Linked DNA regions of Mus musculus: all the other regions are linked to region 3. Evidence: chromatin loops called from intact Hi-C (ENCODE). Cell type or tissue: left cerebral cortex. All regions are shown on one strand. Each heading gives the region's core, and the rest is flanking DNA. Links, peaks and the distances in the headings are about the cores only.

The links. Peaks named below come from ENCODE experiments on the same cell type or tissue, not always from the same donor. Only the 100,000 strongest peaks of a DNase experiment are listed, where the experiment ranks them.
Region 1: it touches region 3 in a loop (6-fold over the local background); 41 of 42 quality-filtered maps call a loop at or near these places.
Region 2: a loop joins it to region 3, with 4 times the contacts of the local background. A loop is called at or near these places in 13 of 42 quality-filtered maps.

The regions. Positions count from the first base shown.
Region 1 is chr16:23,984,489-23,991,646 of GRCm38, forward strand. Bcl6 (B cell leukemia/lymphoma 6) reads right to left here and starts at 4,364. Exons shown (of 10, transcript NM_009744.4): 1 at 4,087-4,364. Gm31527 (a long non-coding RNA gene) reads left to right here and starts at 3,779. Exons shown (of 2, transcript XR_384770.3): 1 at 3,779-4,740. In left cerebral cortex, for the core only: CTCF peaks have their summits at 3,992 and 4,208; DNase peaks (open chromatin) are centred at 2,683, 3,335, 3,495, 4,187 and 1 more place; H3K4me3 peaks cover 2,500 bases; H3K27ac peaks cover 2,500 bases.
Region 2 is chr16:24,481,747-24,488,904 of GRCm38, forward strand. All of the region lies in intron 3 of Lpp (LIM domain containing preferred translocation partner in lipoma), which reads left to right. Among named protein-coding and RNA genes, the nearest start is that of Gm24440, 79 kb to the left of the region's middle. In left cerebral cortex, for the core only: a CTCF peak has its summit at 3,732 (motif pointing right); no DNase peak of the experiment used is centred there; H3K27ac peaks cover 329 bases.
Region 3 is chr16:25,054,917-25,062,074 of GRCm38, forward strand. It overlaps A230028O05Rik (RIKEN cDNA A230028O05 gene), which reads left to right and starts at 4,723. Exons shown (of 3, transcript NR_040374.1): 1 at 4,723-4,887. In left cerebral cortex, for the core only: CTCF peaks have their summits at 4,032 and 4,232; DNase peaks (open chromatin) are centred at 4,138 and 4,503; H3K4me3 peaks cover 1,256 bases; H3K27ac peaks cover 1,463 bases.

The DNA of each region.
Region 1 (7,158 bases), core at 2,511-5,010, 1.1 Mb before region 3:
GTCGGAACACATTTAGTTGAGTAGATGTAATTCCGTTCTTCCGATGCTCATGACTCTAGCTAACACCGTACGGCGTCAGGAGCCGTATATTATTTGGTTATTTGTTCCTTTCTTCCTCTCCTCAAAGCTGGCTACACATTCTTTCAAAAAGAACCACACCTGAAAGTATTAAGAGAGACTCGTGCCAAAGAGAGAGACAGTGAGAGGGGGAGGGCGGGAGAGAGAAGGAGGGGAGCAAAAATCGGGAATAACCCCATGGTTCATACCCACAGAGGAAGTGGGGACCAGAGGTCAGCCCTTTCACTCACTGAGCAAAGCGGGTGCGGAACAGAACAGAATATGGCCTTTGGAGGTGCTACTGGTCCGTATCGGGAAGCAGGAAGGGTTGGGAGGAGCAAAAAGAAGCTAACCAGCAGAGCTAGTATGCAGAGTCGCCTGTCGCTGCTGCGGTCCCACTTGTTGCGCAGTGTAGGAAACCGGCACGCGCCTCGCTACTTTGTCTCTCACAACCCAGCCTATGCTGTTCCCTGCGGTCCACAAACCTCTCCCCCATCACTTCGACACAAGCCACCACGGCCCCCGGGGAAACTACAACACTTTCAGTTCTACGGTTTTACACACACACACACACACACACACACTCCTCTTTAGCTCAGAGTCAGACCGTCAATCTACTGCGGTACCTGAAGTCAAGTCTGAGAGGAAAATAGCTACATCAATCCAGAGAAGTCGCAGATAAGCCCCACCTCTATCCCACCTCATCTCCACTCCTGAAAGGGTGTCCCTTGAATTATGGGAAGGACATCGCCTGGTAGGACACCATTCTAGTTTGGAAAACAACGTGTCTCTATCTTATTTGAAAGATTAACTGCAAAGTATTGATTTTAAAAGTTTCCTCTCTCTCTCTCTCTCTCTCTCTCTCTCTCTCTCTCTCTCTCTCAGGGTTAGGGGTAAGCACATTAGGCTTATTTCACAATTATTTTTCAAATATTTGACTTTTACCAATAGTTTTACTCACCAAGGGGTGGCGCTGCCGCACTACCTCCCCTGAAACTTAAGTTTTTGGGTTTTTGTTTTTTGGTTTTTGGTTGTTTTTTTTTTTTTTTTCACAACCGAGGGGGATATCCCCAGCAGGGGACAGAGGGAAGGAAAGATTTTGACATCTAGTCATGGCTCAACCCATAACTGGAACTCCTCGGGGCTCAGCAAACGACAACTTAGAAATTTAGGATGCCATTCCTGACCACCAAGGCCAGAATAAATTAGTCTTTTCAAGAAAACACTCTGGTAAACCCTTCAAACCTGAGGTGAGGAAGAGAGTATTTAGTGAATACCCGTTTCCTGGTTGTCTCTGCTCAAGTCACTTGGTTGTCTTGAACAGCATCTAACCTTACTGTCACTACCAACAGATCTTTAAAATCATCCAATGCCTGGAAGTATTAGAAAAGAAAATCTTCCAAATAGGATGCTGGAAACTTCTATTTATAAACTAGGGGGTGGGGGAGTGGGGGTGGGGTGGGGAGGTGTCCATCTACAGCTTTCTATTTTGGCTTCAGGACTCAACTGCAGTCATTTTAGCAAGAGAAATGTCCATCTCCTGGTGTTTTCTCTCCATTTCCTCTCCCCCCACCCCCCCGGGACAAATATCTTTCCTTCTTTTATTAAAATCGGTATATAAAGAAGAATACAATTTCACCTAACTCCTTTGAGCTCAAGTTTGCTACCTCCAGGAATAGCATGTGGACTAGGGCCAGATGAACTTCAACTTGGTCTGCAGGCTTATGAGGTCCTGCTCAAGTGCCTGCCAAAGGCACTTGGTAGTAAATTGTGAGCAAAATAGATACCTGTCTCTGGATGGATCACGCTGCCCCCTCCCCTATTTTAAAGTTGTTTATTACACACACACACACACACACACACTCACACACACACATACTCACACCACACACCTCGCAAAGAAAAAGGGAAACCAGCGAACTGCAGAGGAAGCCAGAGGCATAGCTCAGAGCCACAAACTGTATTTCTAAACAGTCTCCTCTCTCTCTCTCTCTCCTTCTCTCTCTCTCCTCTCTCTCTCCTTCTCTCTCTCTCCCCCCTTCCATTCCTTGCTCTTTTCTTTTTTTTGTGGATAGTAATATACACTGGCATTGCAATATTTTCCTATGAGAACTATACAATGTTTGAAGGGGAAAAAGAGATAAAATTACTTCTTAGGGAGTGGGGTGCGATGCTTGTCAAGGACCCTGTAACTGCTTCTGAGTTCCAGCGCCGGGCTTGAGGTCATTTCTCACTACCCCTAGCACAAAAACTAAATTTCTATGGGAGGGAGCGCAACACAGAGATTATTTATTTTACTGTTAAAATAATATTGTTTGGTGCTGTTGTTTTTCATAGGGGACCTTTAAAACTCATTTTTGCAACACTAGCTCCATCTCTCGCCAGGGTTCCAATAACGCGGTATTATACAGGCAACGCAACCCGCAGTTCTCAAGACATTTAACGTTCACTGTTTCCGGCAGGGGTGGCCTCCAGCTCCCACTGCCCCCCAGGCAGCCCATTTCCTAGGTTCCAACTCTCAACCCACTCCCTCCCCGGGCCGCCGCCGCCGCTTTTCCCCATTCCTACTCCCTCCCTTGAGGAGAGCCACAGGTTGCAAATCCAACCAACCTCGCAATCTGTTTTTGCAAAATCACTCACAAAGATCTCCCTATCGCACCCGCTCCTCCCGTCCGGGGTCCCCCAGCAGGAATCACAAAGTACCCCTTCTTCCCTCCCTGATCTTGCAAATCAGGAACGCAGGCTGGGGCTCTGTTTTTCTTCCTTCTCCCAAAATAAGGACCTTGGGAATCTGAAGAGTGGCTATCGCTATACCCAGGGCCACTTTTTTTTTTTTTTTTTTTTTTAAACACAGCTTGCACCAAGGGGGAAAAATGAAATTAAATTTAGGAAAGGGAGGGAACTACCGCTGAGAGCCAACGCAGTCACGCAGCACCCAAAATACAAACACCGCGGCCGCCAGAAATCCCGCCACCTCTCCGGAGCTCCGGGCTGGCTGGCCAAGACCCCCCCGGGTCCCGCACGCTGAAAGCGCCGCAGGTGCAAAAAAAACAAAAAACAAAAAACAAAAAAACCGCGCACCCCTCTCCCACCCTCCCCCAAAATCCCTGTCCCGCCTTCAAGCCTCCTTCCTCGGGCTGGGCAGACCGAGCGCACCCGGGTTCCCGACTGCCTCGACTCCAACCAAGAAAGAGTAATTTTCAAAGTATTCAACGTCCCCGCCCCCCGTGCAAGCGAAGCCTTCCCAAAACACTGTCTCTCCTTGGGAAGATCACGGCTCTCAAAGGAAACTGCAGACACGATACTTCATCTGGCTTTATGACCAAAAAGAAAAGGGAAAATAAAACAACCAGCCGAGGAGTTGGCTTGCATTCCCCCCGCTGACTCCCGGCTCGGGTGCAAGGCAGGGACTGTGCGGGGCCGGGGCCGGGGCCGGGGCCGGTGGACGGCCGCCAACGCGGGCACCGGGAGAACTGAGCGGGGAGGGAGGCAGCGGCGGGGAAGGCAGTTTGCAAGCGAGCAGAGAAAGCAAGCCAAGCCGCGCGAAGCCGGCGGGGCCGCCGCGGTCCGCCCTCCCAGGCCGCGCAACCCAGCGCCCGCCGCCCCGCGCCCCTGCGTCTCCAAACACCGAAACAACACCGGGCAGGGCGGCACAGCCTCCCCGAGGCGGCCGAGGCGCTCCAAGACAGCAAAAAAAAAAAAAAAAAAAAAAAAAAAAGAAGAAGAAGAAGAAGAAGAAGAAGAAGAAGAAGAATACGTATGCGAAAAGCTAGATCCTACAGTGGGAGAGACGTGGGGCTGATCTTCGGCATTTATTTTAACACCTGACAGCTAGAATCAATAAATAGATACATTTATATCAATAGATACACATAGGAAACTTGGAGCCAAAGCATTTGGCAAAAGCGGAAAAAAAAAGAATTAAAAGGTAAAATAATGATCATGAGCAGCGGCGGCGGCAGCGGCACCAGCGGCAACAGCGGCGGCGGCGGCAGCGGCAGCGGCGGCGGCAGCAACAGCAATAATCACCTGGTGTCCGGCCTTTCCTAGAAACTTCTTGCATCACCACTTCTAAGAACCCCAGTTCTAAGAATCAACAGAGCTCAATTCTCGGAATTTGAGCTGCGGGCTTTACCATTGCTCCGCAGCAGGGGAGGACTCGGTGGCAGCGGCGCGCTCCGCAGCGCCCTCCCGGCCGGCAGAATGCCTCGGGGCCGCGCCGCTCGCCGCCCTATAGTGCGGATCGTGGTTCCCGCAGCACCGCCGCCCGGAACACCGGGGGTCCCGAGGCGGGCGCGCGCGGCTACAAGGCGACCCTCCCTGCCCCGGGCCACCGATGGAACCGCCCGCTCCGCCGCCGTCACGTGGGCTCCGTGACGTCGGCGTCTTCGCTGTAGCAAAGCTCGGCCTCTGGAATTCTGAGAACTAATTTGCTATTCGGTGACATAAGAGGGAGAGTGCGCTTTGCTTTCCCGGGGTCTGGGGCTAATTCTTCCTCTCCTACCCATAAACTCGGCTCCTCGAGCTAAATACACAAAAGGGAGCGAGAGAGTTGAGCCGTTAGAACAAGTGTGTTAGAGGCAGGTTTAGAGAGACGAGGGAGGGAGAAAACAATAAATACCACAGCTCCTTCCAGCTAGAGTATTAGGCACCACGAGAAAAATATTTGCCAAGCAGTTTTCGGTGGGTTCATTTGTTTTCTTTTTATTTGGGACAATTATGTTGGGGCGGGGGGGGGGTCCTTTGGGGATGGTGGCTTGGGATGCTCCTGTTGTATTTTAATGATTTAGGTGGGGTTTTTTTTCCGCTTCTGATTTTTGCCTTTTGCAAGTTTGTGGTGTTATGTAAATCGTCGGGACTGTCATTCGTTGGTTTTATTGTCTCCCTGCGTTCTCGCTTTCTCTCTCTCTCTCTCTCTATCTCTCTCTCTCTCTAAAGGTGCAATATTTCAACCTAATACCATTGACAGAAGCTTACATTTTTGGCCACATATGACAGCCCCAACCTCCAACACCACCACCGCTCCCCGCCCGCCCCCCCCGCCCGCCCCCCAGCCGCCCTTGGTACAATTTCCTTTTCCTCTTGGACTTTTGCTGAAGCTTTCCTGCACTTGAAAGAGATGTAAAAGGATTTGGATTGGTTTGGTTTGTTTCTTTCCAGGACAGCGAGTGGTGGGTTTACTCTGTTACTGTTGACTCTCAGGAAATTTCTTGATGCTAGAAATGTGTGTGTGGGTACGTGTAATGTTTGCCTGTTACAACATTCTGTGAAGCCAAATACATGTTTGTATTTTGCTATTTTCTTAAGGTCTTGAACATTCCCCCCACCCTTTTTTTTAAACCCCCACTGGGTTCGTTTCAAGGTCGTCGGGAGAAAGGAAAAAAAATCTCTTCAGTATGTGTTGAAGGGATCAGCCTGAGGGAATTCTAAAGGCCTGGCTGCCAGGATCACAGATACTGCGCGTATTGAGTACAGGCTGTGCTACACTAGGCGCACTGCTCGCAGCCGGGTCCTCTAGGCTTTGGAGCAGAGCTGAGGGGAGGAGAGGAGCGGAATCTTTCTTTCCCTTCTTTCTTCCTTTATTTTAAAAGGTGAATACAGGGCAGACTCCTTTCACGGTGGGCCCTGGGTTATGTGTTCATAGCTGCAGTTTCCTTATTTAAATGTTGGTCGGGGTTTTTGCCCTCCTACTCATCCCTGGATGAGTGAGACTCTTGTTTCTTTTATGTCTGTCTCTTGCAAGAAGGGTGTGAGCTAAATAATATTCAGATTCCTTAAGAACTAGAATGAACTCAAAGTGTTTGGAGCAAAAGACTCTTTCAAAGGTCAGGCTGTTCTGGGCTTTAGCTGTGAAAGTCCTTCAAGTGGCTCGTTAAATCACAGAGGGGTTTTCAAGCATTCGCAAAATATCTCCACATATTAATTTCTAATGAATACTTGTGGACCACAACCCTAAACGTGGGCTTAAAAATAGAGATGCAAGCAGAGTTCTGGAAGACTGCTGGCTTGTGGGGTACAGAGGACTGGTCCTATGAGAAGTTTTTGCTGTGCTGTTGTTGGAGTACCACCACTTCAAAAGATGATGTCACAGGTTTTAGAACTGGGGGAGTCGAGGAAGGAGCTGGTTGTTTTCTGTGAGGGTTGGAACTTAGAAAATCCGTTGTCTGTCCCTGAGAAATCTGAATGCTTTAATACGTATTGGCAGATGGATTACTGCAGTCTCGGTGGAAAAGCCTGTCTTGTGAAGGATTTTTGAGGAATACACATAGGCCTAATCCTATCACTGTTGGGAAAATGAACATTTTACTTCCAAAGACACGGTGACTTTGTCAAATTGATCCACACTGCCCGGAAGCAGGGTGGCTGCTTTGGGTTTTTGTGTCTTAGAGTCCCCTTCCCTCTCATTTTAGAGTATTAAGTTAATCCCACTGGACCAAAATGACACCCTAATTTTGCTGAAGTGAATTTCTTTGTGTAGCTAGCTGTCTGATTACTACCTTTTCTGAGCATTAAGTACTTCAAATTTCTTAGATGCAATTTAGCTTTGGAACGCAGGTGTATGGTTTTGTTGTATTGTTGTCTTCATAAATAGAATTACTTTTATGGTGATTTTGGTTATTTTTCTTCTCAGAGTGACCTTGTGTCTTATCCCTTGACTCCCACCACCAAGTCTTCAAAACACACACACACACAAACACACACAGAGTTAGAGAGAGAGGGAGAGAGAGACAGAGAGAGACTGTCGGTCTTGTGTTCCCTTTGCTATTCCACTTTTATCCCCATGGGGGCGCTGCAGAGCAAAGGGAAATGTGCTCCCTCGGGCGGTAGAGCCAGCCAGAGTGGGGGCTGGGAAGGAATTTACCCTTCTCATACCTCAAACCCTTTGATTCTCTGAAAAGTTTCTCAGAGCAACAGCTCACCAGCCCTGCTTTATTAACCCAGCACTAGGACCTCTTATCCTTCCTGGGACCATGTGCCAGAGTTTGTGTTACTGTGGTGGGATTTTTGTTGTTGTGTTTTGATTTTTTCCCCCTTCTCTCTCTCTCTTCCCACCCCACCCCCCAAGTCAAAGTGTGTATGTTGGAAGAAAATAACCAAAAC
Region 2 (7,158 bases), core at 2,511-5,010, 570 kb before region 3:
CTAAATTTCAGTTAATCTGGGAAGAACAGTATATCCTTTTGAAGCCATCAAGTGATTATGAAATATGAATCGAATGGCAATATTTTCATGAGCTTAGATTGTATTATAATTATAATGGTTATAGGACTGCTTGATGAATTCATGTGTAACATTAAACAGAATGACCATTAAGAAATATTTTAAATTTTAATTATTTCACTTTACCTCAGGCCATAAATCTTTTAAGAAAAAGTCTACTTAAGAATTTCACATGTAGTAATTGAAGGGACGGAGTTGCTCTATCCCTCAGAACTCTAATCAGGAAACTTTCTGTTATTCTTAGAGGAGTTCAGATGAGGACATTTGGTGATGGACTTTAGGCATGGCTTTGGCTGAATACTGTAAATACATTAAGCCATTTGGTGATGGATCAATCCTTGTGGCAATAGATCTTTATTTGTCTAGGGAGGTGCCAGTGCCACTGGGGAAGGTCCTCAGCGTCCTTGGACCAGTTTACCTATAAATGGCTTCCATATCCACTACCTTCTCATCCTCTTGCCTGTTTCAGATGTGTGTGTGTACACACGTATGTACATATATGACCTATACATTGTTTGTCTCCTGCATGTACTTCTAGTCTTTGTTTTCAGCAGATAATCTTGTCATGGAACACAATTTGTAGAGCATTTTATATCCTCATGTTAATTTATTTGCTGCATAATCACTGTGATGTTAACATCATAGCTAATCTTGGATATACTGGAAAAAAACATGTTAGACATACACTGTAATTTTCCACTTTGCAGATGTGGAAACTGAGGCTTGGAGAGGTTGAGAGGACCCTTGGAATAGGAGAGTGTATTTATTTGCTGTTTGCTTAGCTCACTGCAAAATCAATGTGTTAATTACCCACTGCAGTTCTCCAACACCAAGGGCTGGAGACTCAGCTTGTTCACCTCTCCCTCTGCCGTCATGAGTAGAATATGACAAGGTTAGCCCTGGGCCCCCTTTGCAAGAAGAGACCCTTGATTGGTGTTTTCAAGGGTCTGCCGAGAGGTCCAGCCAGTCCCGACCTTGTCATTACAAGAAGCTCATTCTTGAAGCAAAGCCAGGGAAACAGATGTTGCAAGAGAGCGGGCTTTTCTGGAATATTCCTGTGATCCCCGTGCTCAGTGGTCAGTGCTTCCACCTAGCCATCACGCTCTCCCATGGCTGCATGGTAAAATCACCTGGGAGCTTTGGATTCATAACCATGGTTAGGTTTCCCCTTTTAGGTTGGTACTGGAATGGGCTGGGTTGAGGCCCTGGGTCTTAGCTTTCTTCTGCCTGTCTCCTTAGGGAGGAGAACACCTGCTTCTTGTTTTCATTCCTTTTTTTGATGTTTTGAAACCAGCAACCAGTCAATATCACAATGTTACTTACTGAGAGTTTATTTACTGAGCCCTTTTCAGGTGTCCAAGGCAGTGGAGAGGATGGTATAAGAACGGCATGAGTGTACGTTGAATCGAGTGGGCCATCCAGACTGTATCAGTGAGAGCCACCTGAAGACAGAGCAGTGGCCTTTGTCATCTTCCCTTCTTCACTACTTACCTCCACACCAGATTGGCAACCCTGGCCGGATGTCATTTCCAGTCATGAAGTGTCATTCCCCACAGTTGTACTCCGGAGCATACCATGTCTTGTTTACAGTGACTGGGATATTTGTTTGTAGTGTCTCCCTTTTGCTTCCTGCACCAACTTGAATTTACAAAAGATCCACTTCAGTTGTCATGCTCCCTAGGCGCATCCAGTGCATACAGTGACAGTCTGCCTTTCTGCTGTGGAAATACCCAAAGTCCGTCGCCTGTCACTGTGTGTTCTCTCCAAAATTAAGGTCATTCTTCATTGCCCCTGGGTGCCAGCCAGCTGAGCTGTACCCTGGCCTTGGATCTGTCCCATCCCGACTTGTTCCGGTACCTCCTGGTGGTGGAACACTCACTGTCCTGAAGCCACCTGTCATTTTCCCAGCGAGAAATAATCTTCCCTTCACTAGAGCCACACACTGCTCCGAGGGGGAACATTTAGGACTCATCACATTGTACCTCGAGCGTCTGCCACTGTCCACTTCAGGAGGGTGGGGTAGCCTCTGCTTACTTCTGGCACCTTCTGCCGTGCCAGGAACATGGGACTCATTCCAGCATGGATTCCATGAGTAACTGGATCACTTTTAGTCCATCGCAGCAGTTGTACAGAGTTAGCCTCCTGAGCTCTTGGAAGCTCCGGCGAGCATGTGCAAAAGGTCTACTGTGAGGAAGCAAAATCCAGTGACCTAGTTACAGCCTGTTCCCTGCACTCGTGCCTCTGAGGCAGCCCCAGCTTCAGCTTGAAGAGAGATGCTGTCTCTTCAAGGTGCTGGTTGTTGGCATATCTTCCTATGGGGCCACCACCTTCTTCTTTTCTTTTAAATATGATAACAATGAAATGTCATGTAGAAAATCCAATAATTGCTGACTAGAAATCAAAAAGAAAACAAAACTCACCGTGAGCACTTCTAGTTAGAGCTATGAAGCCTGCGCTTGTTTGATCGATGTAGCATTGTAGGGGTATCCTGTGCTGGTGTGTGTCAGTAATAACTGGTAGAGATGGTCGCTGGTTCTATAGGTAGACTGTTTTCATTCTCAGCACAAAAACTGAGCTACAACACATACTGTCACCATTGCTCTGGTGCCAAAGTGGATTTCGTGGTGGCATAGTGATTAAATATCTAGTATTTCAAAGGGCTTGGGTGTCCTTTTTGTGCCTGAGCTGTGCCCCAGCAGCAGCTATATGAAGAAAGCTACAGAACAATGAAATCAACGCGACTGGAGTTCAACACACCGTTTCTGTAGCATTTGGTGTGTAACCTTATGACGGGCAGGGTGTGGCCGACAGTGGGTGCTGGGAAGGCATGCTCTACCCTCTTTTTCTGTTTGGGATCCTAAGAGATTCCAAGGGCTTTTGTTCCTTTGAGGGAAGGTTCTGGAAGACTACAGCTGTCCCTATATTATCCTCATTTATAGTAATGGATCTTAGCTGAGCCAAGCTACAAATGGCAGGAGAGATTTCAAAGAGCATTGCCTAGTGGGGCTGCAGCTCAGTGGCAGAGCCTCTTTAGACCTTGGAGTCAATTCCAAGCACCGGAAAAGAAGAGAAAGAAAGGATACCGCCTTCCAGTGTGCCATGTTTAGCCTAGAGGTGTCTGGGATGGACAGTAAGACTTGGAGCATAGATGCCCTGCCACACCCTGAGGGCAAACGTGTGCTTTTTCCTCTGGAGTCTTTTGTTTTCTTCTAGTTTGCATTTTATTTTGTTCTCTTTTATTTCTAGATGGTCTTATCACTTGAATGATTTCTAAGCACTATAGTGAATTTGAAGCAGGGCAGGAAAATACAAAGTAGAAAATAAAATTTACCCCTGAATACATTCTGCTTTAATGATCGTTGTTAAATTTTTGGAAAAAAGTTTTCTAGCACCCTCGCCCCCCCCCCATTCCTTCCTACTCTCTCTCTTCCCCAGTGTGTCTAAATGTGCACGTGTGCACGTGCTCACATGTATGGCTATGTTTACAGTTTATTTATGTGAGGCATAAATAACCACAGTTTTCAATGCCATGAACTTTTTTACTAAAATGATATGTCTTGTACATTGTTTTTCTTTAAAAACAAAAGATAATTTTGCGTATGACTGTTTTGCTTCCATGTTTGCCTGTGTGCTGCTGTGTATTTGGTGCCTGCAGAAGCCAGAAGAGGGCGCTAGATCCCCTGAAATTGTAGTTACAGATGGTTGTGAGCTGTCAGGTTGATGCTGGGAATCAAACTCAGGTTCTCTGGAAGAGCAGCCAGTGCTTTTAACTACTGAGCCATGTGTCCAGCCTCTAGAAACCCTTAAAAAAAAAAAAACCTGAGCAGCAGCTGCTACACATTTGCATTTAACATTGCATATTCAAGTGTAGAGAGATTATGATGCGAAACTGTGGTCCTAAGGAAGAAAAGTTGCTCTTGCAGGGGTAAGGTAGAGGCGCGGTTGGTGAGGTGTGGCCAGCCATCCAAGGTCCTCTTCTTGGCAGTATGGAGAGAGAGGTCCTAACGTACAGTCAGGCAGGGCATGAGAGAAGGAAGATTTGGGGATGTCTGCAGTGAGACTGGGTCAAGAATGAAGAAATGATTCTAAGAATTAGTGATGAGCTGGGAGAAGGACTTAGGAGTTCAAGTAATCACTTGTTGGATAGGCTGAAATGAGGGTACCGGTCTCAGAACTAGATGACTCCAGGAGCAGCTCTAATGGGTACTCAGTGGCCCTTGTGTCATAGAAGATCATATATACATCATGAATATTCTTTTTGAGAATTTCTTGCACATATATAATACTCTTACCCTCTGTCCTCCCATCTCCTTCCCACTCTTGCCTTCCTGCTGCCCTCTCTCCTTCTCCTTACAAGCCCCTCCCTGCTTAGACAGGGGCTTACCCACGTGGGTGTTCAATTCCTGTTCTAAAGTGATCCTCCTGCCTCAGTCCTGTCATTACTCCTTTGACTTTTACCTGTTACCATGCCTGGCACTTGAAAAAAAATAGGGCTTCTCTCCCTCCCTGTTCGTATGTGTGTGTGTGAGTGTGTATATGTATGTATGTATGTATATGTGTATTATTTGTGTATGTATGTGTTTATAATTCATCCATCCATCTGTTTGTCTGCCTTATTTCATCTTTTTAATGGCTACTATTTTACCCCAGATTTAGGATATAGTTTTCTTAAGGTCTGGTAATATTTAAAATCCTTTATAGATTCATGACAAACCAATAGTTTGGTTGCAGTTGAATATTATGTAGAGTTGCCACCGAAATGATTCCTCTTCATTTAGGAAATGCCAATTAATATTAGAAGCTGGCAGGTACTGCACTGTGTGCTGAGACCAAAAAAGTGTGCTGTCTGTTTGTTCTGCTGTCTGTTTGTCCTGCCCTCTTGAGGCTCCTAAGCAAGGGAAGCACATACACTAAGGACAAAGGGGCCGGTGTGCTACATTGTTAAAGAATCCCAAACTAAAGAGACATGTGTACACACACAGACACACAACCTCTCACATACTTACTACACACACTCACATACACACATAGTCACACACTTATATACACTCATATACACATGTGTATTCACTTATACACATGCACATGCACTCAAACACACCAACACACTGAGATACACATATGCTCACCCATTCATATGCACATATGTCCCCACACTCACATACACACATCCCACACACTCACAAATACATGTCCACATAGTTATATGCACACACACACACACACACACACATACACTCACACATTCATATACAGTAGGCTCACACATTCAAATGCACACGCTCTCACACTCAGATACATACACTCACACATACTCATACACTCACACACACACACACACATGACCCCCACACACATACACACACACTCACACATACATATACTCACACACCCTCACACACACTCTCACCCACACACTCTCTCACATGGATGCACTCACACACTCTCACAAACACTCACAAACTCACGCACACATACACATGCACACACGTACACATACACTTATACTCATATACACATATACTCAGACACACTCAAAGACACATGCTCACACACTCAGACACATATGTTCACACACACACACACACACACACACACTCATATTCACAAACTCATAGACACGGTCACACGCTCAGACATGCATACACTCAAATATACAAACACACACATGCTCACACACTCACTCACATATACTTACACACACACTCAAACACATCTTCTCACTCTTAGAAACACATTTGCTCACATACACACACTCACAGACGTATAGTCTCACACACATGCTCATGCATTCAGACATACATATCCACACACATACATACACTCATGCACACACTCACACGTACACGCTTAGATACACATATGCACACACATTCTCACACAGTCACACACTCATACACATCTTGTCACACTCACACGGTCTACACAGGCAGGGAAGATTGTGCTGGGTGCGAGTCAGCCGCATTTCATAAATAAGAAGGCTGAGCTCTAGCTTACAGCAAAGGCCACATTAAAACCGGAAGTGGCAGCTGGGCTCCGTTCCAGACCCACTCAGTCCCCATTCTCCAGTGACACCTCCTTACTAGGTCATAGAAGCAGTGGCAGAGGGGGTTCTCAGAGTGCAGGCTATTTCTCTATGTCCTTTAGCTGAGCTATTTTTGTGACTATTCAGTACATGTACAATGCTGCCTCTCGAGTGTTCTGGCCAGACTGAGAGTGCATTCACTCCTGGCTGAAGCCTTGCTGTTCCCCCATGGCAGATTCCATGGAATCCTTGGCCCGGAAACCAGATGGGAACAAACTATTCAAAAAAAAAAAAAAATCCAATTTCTGAGTCTGAGTGTACACAGAAAAAAATTAGCACATGTGCTGTTGGACTAAGTGCATAACAGTGCACGGGTGTTTTCTGCCTGTGGGAGGTGAGGGGGTGGTGCTGGGGTCTGTTTACCGTTTAGGCTGCAACCCCCCACCAGTTAGCTTTAAACATAAACCCTGAATTGTTAATTCTCCTAAAAGCTGATCCTATTCTGCTCCCAGCACTTTAGCTTCCTGATGCTCCTGGGACAGAATCACCTCTACTCTTGCCTCCTAATAAACTCAGGACATCTACAGAGGAATCATAAGAGCTAGTTTTTTTTTTTTTTTTTTTTTAGTAGCATTCTCCAGAGCCAACACACATCTTACCTGCTGGCGACACCACACCACCTGGGTTCCATTTTCCTAGTTGTGAAAAGGAAATCAAATTTTAAGAAGGTATAGATGAGCTGATCTGCACATAGGCCTTAGACGATTACAATCTACTGCATAGGAACTGCTGTTAGCTTCTTAAATCCTTTTCTAATCTGTGACTGATAGCACTTTTCCTTGTGCCAGGCTTCTGGCCCTCTCAGCTGTGGCCTTCATCTCTGAACTTATTTGCTTTCCTGGGTTTCTGCCTGCTAGGTTTTACCTATTCATTAGCCATGCTATGAATTTTCATGCATTTAATCTTCATTTATATATTGTTCATTCCTTTAATAGACTTCTCTGTGTGTGAGGGGTGTCTACTGTGTGACAGCTTTTCATAATTCTCTGAGCTAG
Region 3 (7,158 bases), core at 2,524-5,023:
GCATTTCTGTTTTTGGAGTCCAGACTGGCCTCAGATTTGGTATGAAGTAAAAGATGACCTCAAACTCCTAATCCTCCTGCCTCTACTTCCCAAATGCTGGGACCAAAGACCTGACCAACCATGTCTTGCTTTTTTATTAAAAAAAAAAAAAAGGCATAATTTTATATTTTAAAGATGAAAAACAGGCACACAGAAGCAGCGTGCTATAAGGAAGAACATGGAGTTCAGAGGGAGTTGGCCATACACTGGCTCAACTGTTTGCTAATTTACTGCCAAGGACTAGTGTCTCAGACCTCCAGGGCCTGGCGTAGAGTAGCGGGGCTTTGCAATGGTGGCTGCTGCTGCACAGAAGACATGGGCTCCTGCTAACAGTAAGAAGTACATGTATAGTAGAACTGGGTCTAAATCTGTGGTTACCTCTGTCAAAGCTCCCCTCTTTTCAGCAAAACCAAGCTCCCCTTCAAAGGTGCATGCTATATGGAGAGAGAAGTAACTCTGAATTCAGGGTCTCAGGTCCTCGTCTCAAGCAGGTGGCTGCATGCGCGCATGAATTTCTTCTCTGCTCTTCTCCTGACACCTCTCACTGTGGGAAGAGGTTGAATCCTGTAACTTCTATGGGCTGGCACTTCTGCACCTGGCATTTTGTGCCTCTGCTTGAGAAGTACAGCACCAAACTTCCTGCCCCGCTGCAATGAAGGCGATGCCACCGACGGTTTAAAAAGGTTGGAACAGGAAGGTGGGCAGAGCTCCTTCAGCTGCTTGTAATCCTTAGTGAATGAAGCCAGTCGGGTTTCTTTTATGCTCCCCAACTTGAGCTGGGAAGGGATCCGGTTAAGAGGGGGCTTCAGAAAACAATAAAACCAGTTGTCTCCTCCTCCATGTCCTCCTCCTCCTCTTCTTCTCCATCTTCTTCCCTCTCCTCTTCTCCTTCCTTCCCTTCCTCCATCTCTCTTCCCACCTCCTTTGTCTCACTTCTTCTATCAAAGAAGGACTGAATCCAGAAACCAGTTAATTAAAACACTTCAGATGAAGGGTCACAAAAGGGATTTTATTTTTGCTTCAAGTTCCACATGCTAATTTTTCCCATCATGCTTTCTGACTTGGCTTTACTGATTTGAGGGGGTAGACACACACACACACACACACACACACACACACACACACACACACAAGTCTGTCTAGGGCTACCAAGTTTCTGGACCACTTCGATTGTCCTTTAAGCCTTGGGACCCGGGAAGTTTACATTTGCTTGAGTCGCTGTGGTATGCTCAGGAGTACGCATGCACTCCATTTCCACATTGAACGGCGTTATAAAGGATGACACGTGCGAGTACACATCAACCTTGAACATTAAGATGCTGTGGAAGAGCCAGCAACCCACTGTCGGCCCTGGCACATCAGCTCTGGCCTCAGAAAAGCCCTCCTCCACTCCACTCCATATTCAACATAGGCAGCTGCTCAGCTGGAACAGGAAGCTGGCCTCCAAATATTGCCTTTTCATTCTCAGTGGGACCCATGGGGGTCCTCCTGGCTTCTTGGAACTTTTGGACTCCTGGTTTCCACTTTTCAGTCTGTTGTCTTTTGACTTTTGCCCCATCTCTGAATCTGGCAATCTTGCAGTCTGGTGAGCATGCCCTTTCCATTCCGAGGTGGGTTTAGCTGCATTTTATTTTATTTTATTTTATCTTATTTTTACTGGGAATTTTTGTCAACTCGAAGTGTCTAGATCTTGGTAGTTCCTCTAGGATGTGCTGTGTTCTTTTTACCATGACCACACATATTCCTGAGCCAATGACCCACCTATAGGTATGTGCTTGGGCTTCTTGATGCTTCATGACACTTAGTGTTTTGTGATAGTCAAAGCAGACACCAGTTTCCCTTGGTATTAGATATTTATGTGCTCCTAGCATGTCTTTGCTTACTTATCCTCCTCTTGAAGGCCTGGACACGATCCACTTTCATTCGTCAAGTTTGATCATGCAGAGTTAATACATAATATTTACCAAATCAGTGCCCTAACAACGGAGTTACTAATGCTGGCTGTGAGCTGTCTTAGAGAGCACCGCAAGTTGTTCATGTATAGTATTCAAATTTAATCTTGGGAGAATTCCATTCTAAAAATGAGGAAAACATAGAGTGGCTATTTAGTGTGTGTGCACTTTCAGATAGGCATTATTCTAGGAAATCCCTATATATGTTCAGTTTTCATTCTACGGAGCACTTTACTGTGTGCCAGGCATATATTTTATCCCTTTACATTTAAACTCATTTTACCCACATAATTATAAAGCATGCACTATTGTTACCCTCTTGTATTTGATAAAATTGAAATTCATGGAACTTAAAAAATATATCCAAGTCAAAAAATAGAATTCAGATTCCCAATTCAGTAGTCTGGTTGAAGAGACATTCATTCCTTTCTGGTCACTGGGCTCCTTCCCCAGTCAGCCCTGCAGCACAGCCTCTATAAGCCGTGGTTATGTCCATTTTCACAGAGAACAAAGTAGACACCCACACAGATTAAATACCTGTACTGCAGCCCAGAGCTGAACCTCGACTGTGCTTTGAACATTCATCTGTTTTCAGAGACACGTGACAATTTTCAGCTTAGGTACATATGATATTGTCCAGCCATATGAGAGTTTTACTGTGCTCGGAGGGTTGGCCTGAACACAATGTATGTTGGGGAGGGTGGATACTTATAAATCCTAAGATGCAGAACTTCCTTTCAAGAGGCAAGTAAAAAGCTATTAAAATAATCTCTACCCCCCAATTTCTGTTTCTTTCAGCACGGTATTTCGACGGTGGTTCTTTAACCATTCACACTGAACGAGGAAAATGTTAAGTTTAAAATGGTCAGCAAAGGTGAGGTGGAACTTGTGGGCCTAGGTGGTGAGACGGACAGCCTTTCTATTTAAGGCCAGATGCACTGGCTGGGTTTAGAGATGTTTAGAGAAAAATAACAGTTCTCTACACCCAGATTCATAAGTGTGGACAAAACTGGTATGGTGATGTGGGGACCAGAGAGCAAATAATCAGATTGCTCACAGCAATATTTCTCTGTGACTGAGTGGGCTTGTGGTCGGATCTAAGAAAGAAGTAAGTGTGTTGACCTCAACTCAGGATGCAGACAGGCCCACTTTGGGCTCTCTCCATACAGACTCACCATCAGATGACCATGAGCCAGTCATTTCCTCCCTCCAAGACTCTTCAAGGACTCCATCAAATGGGCATGAGGCTCCATTGTGCTTATGCAGACTGCAGTTGGTCATCAAGGTCATGGAAAGTCTTGGCTAGCTGTGAGTGTGAACCCGAGGTGGGTGTAAGACGCTGACAGGGAAGGAAGTTTTGCCCCCTCTGTAGTTCCTCACAGGGCATTGTGCTGACAGAGCCGTAACAGATTGACTCATACAGAACACTAGGGAAAATGGGCATGATTGCCAGTTCCTAGGCCTGGAACTGGCTTCAGCTGGTTTACTGGTGGGATTCAGGGATGGGAGGTGCAACGGGTAGGTGCCACACTCAGGAAAGAGGGGTATTCTAGAAGGAGGGGTGTTCTTCCGTGCCAGAGGTTCAGGATGGGAGACGTTAAGCTCCAGTCTGGGCAGGCAGAGGAAGGGGCTGGCAGGACCCCATGCTTCTCTTTAGCTTCACACTGACTTCCCGCTCTCACAGACACGTCTCAAAACTCTGTCTCAGCCTCCGTTTCTCCAGCTGTAAATTGCAAAGACCCTACTTTTCAACATTTTGAGAAAGGCCTAGTACCCTCTCTCATCTACTCTGCGAGACTACTAAGGAGTGGTGAAGTTGTTCCAATAGTCGCTTGGTTTCTGCCCTGAGCTCAAGTTCTTTTAAGCCAGTTCTGGAATCCTTTGGGTGGTGGAGCGCACAAGGATTCCTGTGTGTCAGTAAGTGAGCGTACGTGACAGAGGGCTTTTAAATGAATCACTTTGTATATAGCAGGGCCGCACCTGCTCCTCAGACTCTGAAGGCAGTGCGAGCAACAAGATCATTCAAAAGCGCCGCTTTCCATTCAGGTCTATAATTAGCCAGCAGGCTGTTCACCCCTGGAGCTGCTGGGACGGGCCTGGGGCAGCCTGGAGGGGCGGAGCCGAGCCCCTAGGCCCGCCCCTTGGATTCCTCCTCCCGCTGTCCTGTCGGGTCTCCGGTTGTTCTCCCCACCCCCATCTGCGTTCTGGACCGTGCCGGGCTCTACGGGGCAGGATTCCTGGAGGACAGGGCCTGTCCACCCTCCTTTCGGGCTCCCTCTCCAGCTAAGAAGCCCCTCGAGGGATGCGACTCCCCTGGAGCAGCTGTATTTAGAGTGGCATCCTCTTCCCCGCCAGCCGGCTTCTGCGTCCCGCTCTCGGGGCTACCGCCCGCTCACCCCGCCCAGCTCTCCGGGCCCCTCCCAGCCGCCTCTCCCTCTTTGTCGCATTACATAGTAATCTGAGATGCATTGGATGGGCTCCAGGGAACAGAATGTACTTGGCAGAGGCGCGGGGCTTGATGTCTGCAAAATGTCGGAAACTCAGCCAAGAGCTGCTAACTGGGTCATTAACCTCCAAAAGCGAAGCGAGGGCTGTAGGCCCTCTCTGCCTCCCTTCATCTCGCCAATAAAAGTGCCTCAGTGTGAAGGAAAGAAAAAGCCCAAGGTTGGCTGCTTTGATTTCTAGGCACTGAAGGCAGACCGGTCTCCTCCCCCTGCCCGCGCCCCAGCTCCTCCCGGCTGCCTTTCTGTTCGGAACCAAGAGTTTACAAGTGGCCTTTCAAAGGCCCAGCAGCCCTGCAGGGCCAAGCTGCAGCATCTGTGAAGATGTTACCCTCCGCCCTTCCCAACCGCACAGCCTCAGACCCATTTTCTCCCCCCTGGGTTGCGAGGGAGGGGTAAGTTTGGAGGTGGGGCGAAGAAGAAAGTTCTAGTTTAGTCCTTCGGCACTATTCTGCTCCTCCCCCTTTCTGCTTGCTACTCCTCTTCCTTCTACCCTTCCCCTCCTTCCTGCTGGAAAGCTTACGGTGCTCCATATACAAAGCCTGGCTGATGAGCTCCTGGCAGCAGCTGTCAATCCTTTCTCTGCCTGTTAACTGTTACCTGTTCTCAACCTACCTCACCAGTTGGTCTTAAGGACCAAAGGAGAAAGTCCCTCTTTGATCCTGTGACCTTCAGGTCTCTAAAAGCCTAAGGTCTCTAAAGTCCAAAGGAACTCCGGACTTGTAAGTCCTGGAAAGTAAGCAGAGAAAGAGTCTCCCAAAGGCGAAATATCAAAAAGGGAGAGCCACTAAAATCCACCCCCTTCAGATTTCTGGCCATGTTGGACTGCCAAAAAGGTACTTCCTGTGATCATCCAAACCCATTTCTCCGTGGCTAGAGACTCAGGGAGAATTTGGTAGTGAAACCCGGAAGTGGTGTCTTCCTCAGATGAGAGTCCTTGATGGAGAGAGAAGACCACTTGCCCAGCAGAGACAAAGCAAACCCGGGGAGGGGAGAATTGACTTGGCGAATCATACTTAGAAACAGATGTCAGCTTGTCTACACAGTAGGCCAAACCCAGCCCGGGGTGCCCATGTCATTCTTGCCGCGGTCTATGGCAGGCATATCCGATTGACCCTGCCTTTCCCTGAGCATCCCACAGAGGCTAGTTTCTGGGCTTGATGACCTCTGCCTGACTTCCTACTGCCATGCCTCAGTTCCTCTGTAGCCATCAAATCTCAACTTGGGTGCCCCCACCTCTCTTGCTGCCTTCTTTCAGTTTTTCTGAGAGATTTACTAATGTCCTCCAGATAACCAGTCCCTTTGTGCCTGTGTTAAGTCTCTTGTATGGGATATAAGTTATTATATAGTTATTGCTCCATGGGTAGAACTCATTCCTTGTCAATATCAACACCGATGGCAAAGGCCACCCAGCACCCACCCTTCTTGATTTGCCTTCTCTTTGTTTAGGTAGGCCTTCTATCTATCTATCTATCTATCTATCTATCTATCTATCTATCTATCTATCTATCTATCTAATATTACATATATTTTATAATAATTACATATAATTTATAGACAGGGATTATCTGTGTAGCCCTGGCTGTCCTGGAACTCGCTCTGTAGACCAGGCTGGCTTTTGACTCAGGGATCTGCCTGCCTCTGCCATCTTAGTGACGGGATTAAAGGTGTGTGCCACCACAGCCTGGAGTCCTGAATAGCTTCCTTCATCACGCTAAAATGTCTGGCTTGGGTTGCATTTTATGTAGTCACCTTACTGAGGGCCTTTATGTGAGTGTCTGGCTTGGTAAAAGTCATAGCTTGCCTTGAGGGCTGTCCTGGGGCTGGCCAACCCTTCTGTTCTCACCAGTCTTCTGGAGGCAGGCTTCCATATACTCTCTTCTTCCTCCCTTGAGATAGCCTCAGGGCAGGAAAAGCCGCATTTTCTTTTTGACAAGTTTTCCCGGGATTTCTTAATACTCTGATTCCACAAGAAGTAGCTCACCACAGCTCTTCTTATGCTTCTCAGCACCTACACAGAAAAACTGTCACTAGGTGTTATAAAAGAGGCCTTAGACTCCAGAGAAGCGCACCGCCTGTTTGGGGACGAGTCCCCACTTCCCACCTTAACTGGATGTTTGGCCTTGCCCGATATTTTTCACTGTGCACATCTTCAGAATTCTCACTACAAGTTTCCCAAGAAGCCCACATTTTGGGAAGCTCAGAGCTCCTAGGAAAATATAAAAACATTTCAAGTTCCTTTCAGAACGTAGAAAAGACCAAGTCCCTTACTGTTCGCATCACAATAAAGAACTTAATCAAAAGTGAGCCAGTGCAAGAAGCATGAAGCTGCAGAAGATATTAAAGGTTTGGAAATAACAGCAAGCAGGACGGCTGGCCTTGTGAATGCTCCCCCCTCCCCCCCAGTGTCAGGGTGCCTGGGCTGTCTCAGCTGACTCACCGCTAGCTGGAGATGAATCATATTCCCTTTCTGTGTGTAAGGTCTCATTTCCTTCACCCCCCCCCCCCAATAAAACAGGCATGTTTATTATTCCTACCATGCAGGAGGGATGGGAAGTTTTAAGAGTCCTTGATAATTACACAAAAAATATTATTAAAGTAAAAATTAGCTGCAAATATGTTTTTTTCTTTCTGGTGAGGCACAGAGATGGGGAGGTGTGGGTGGT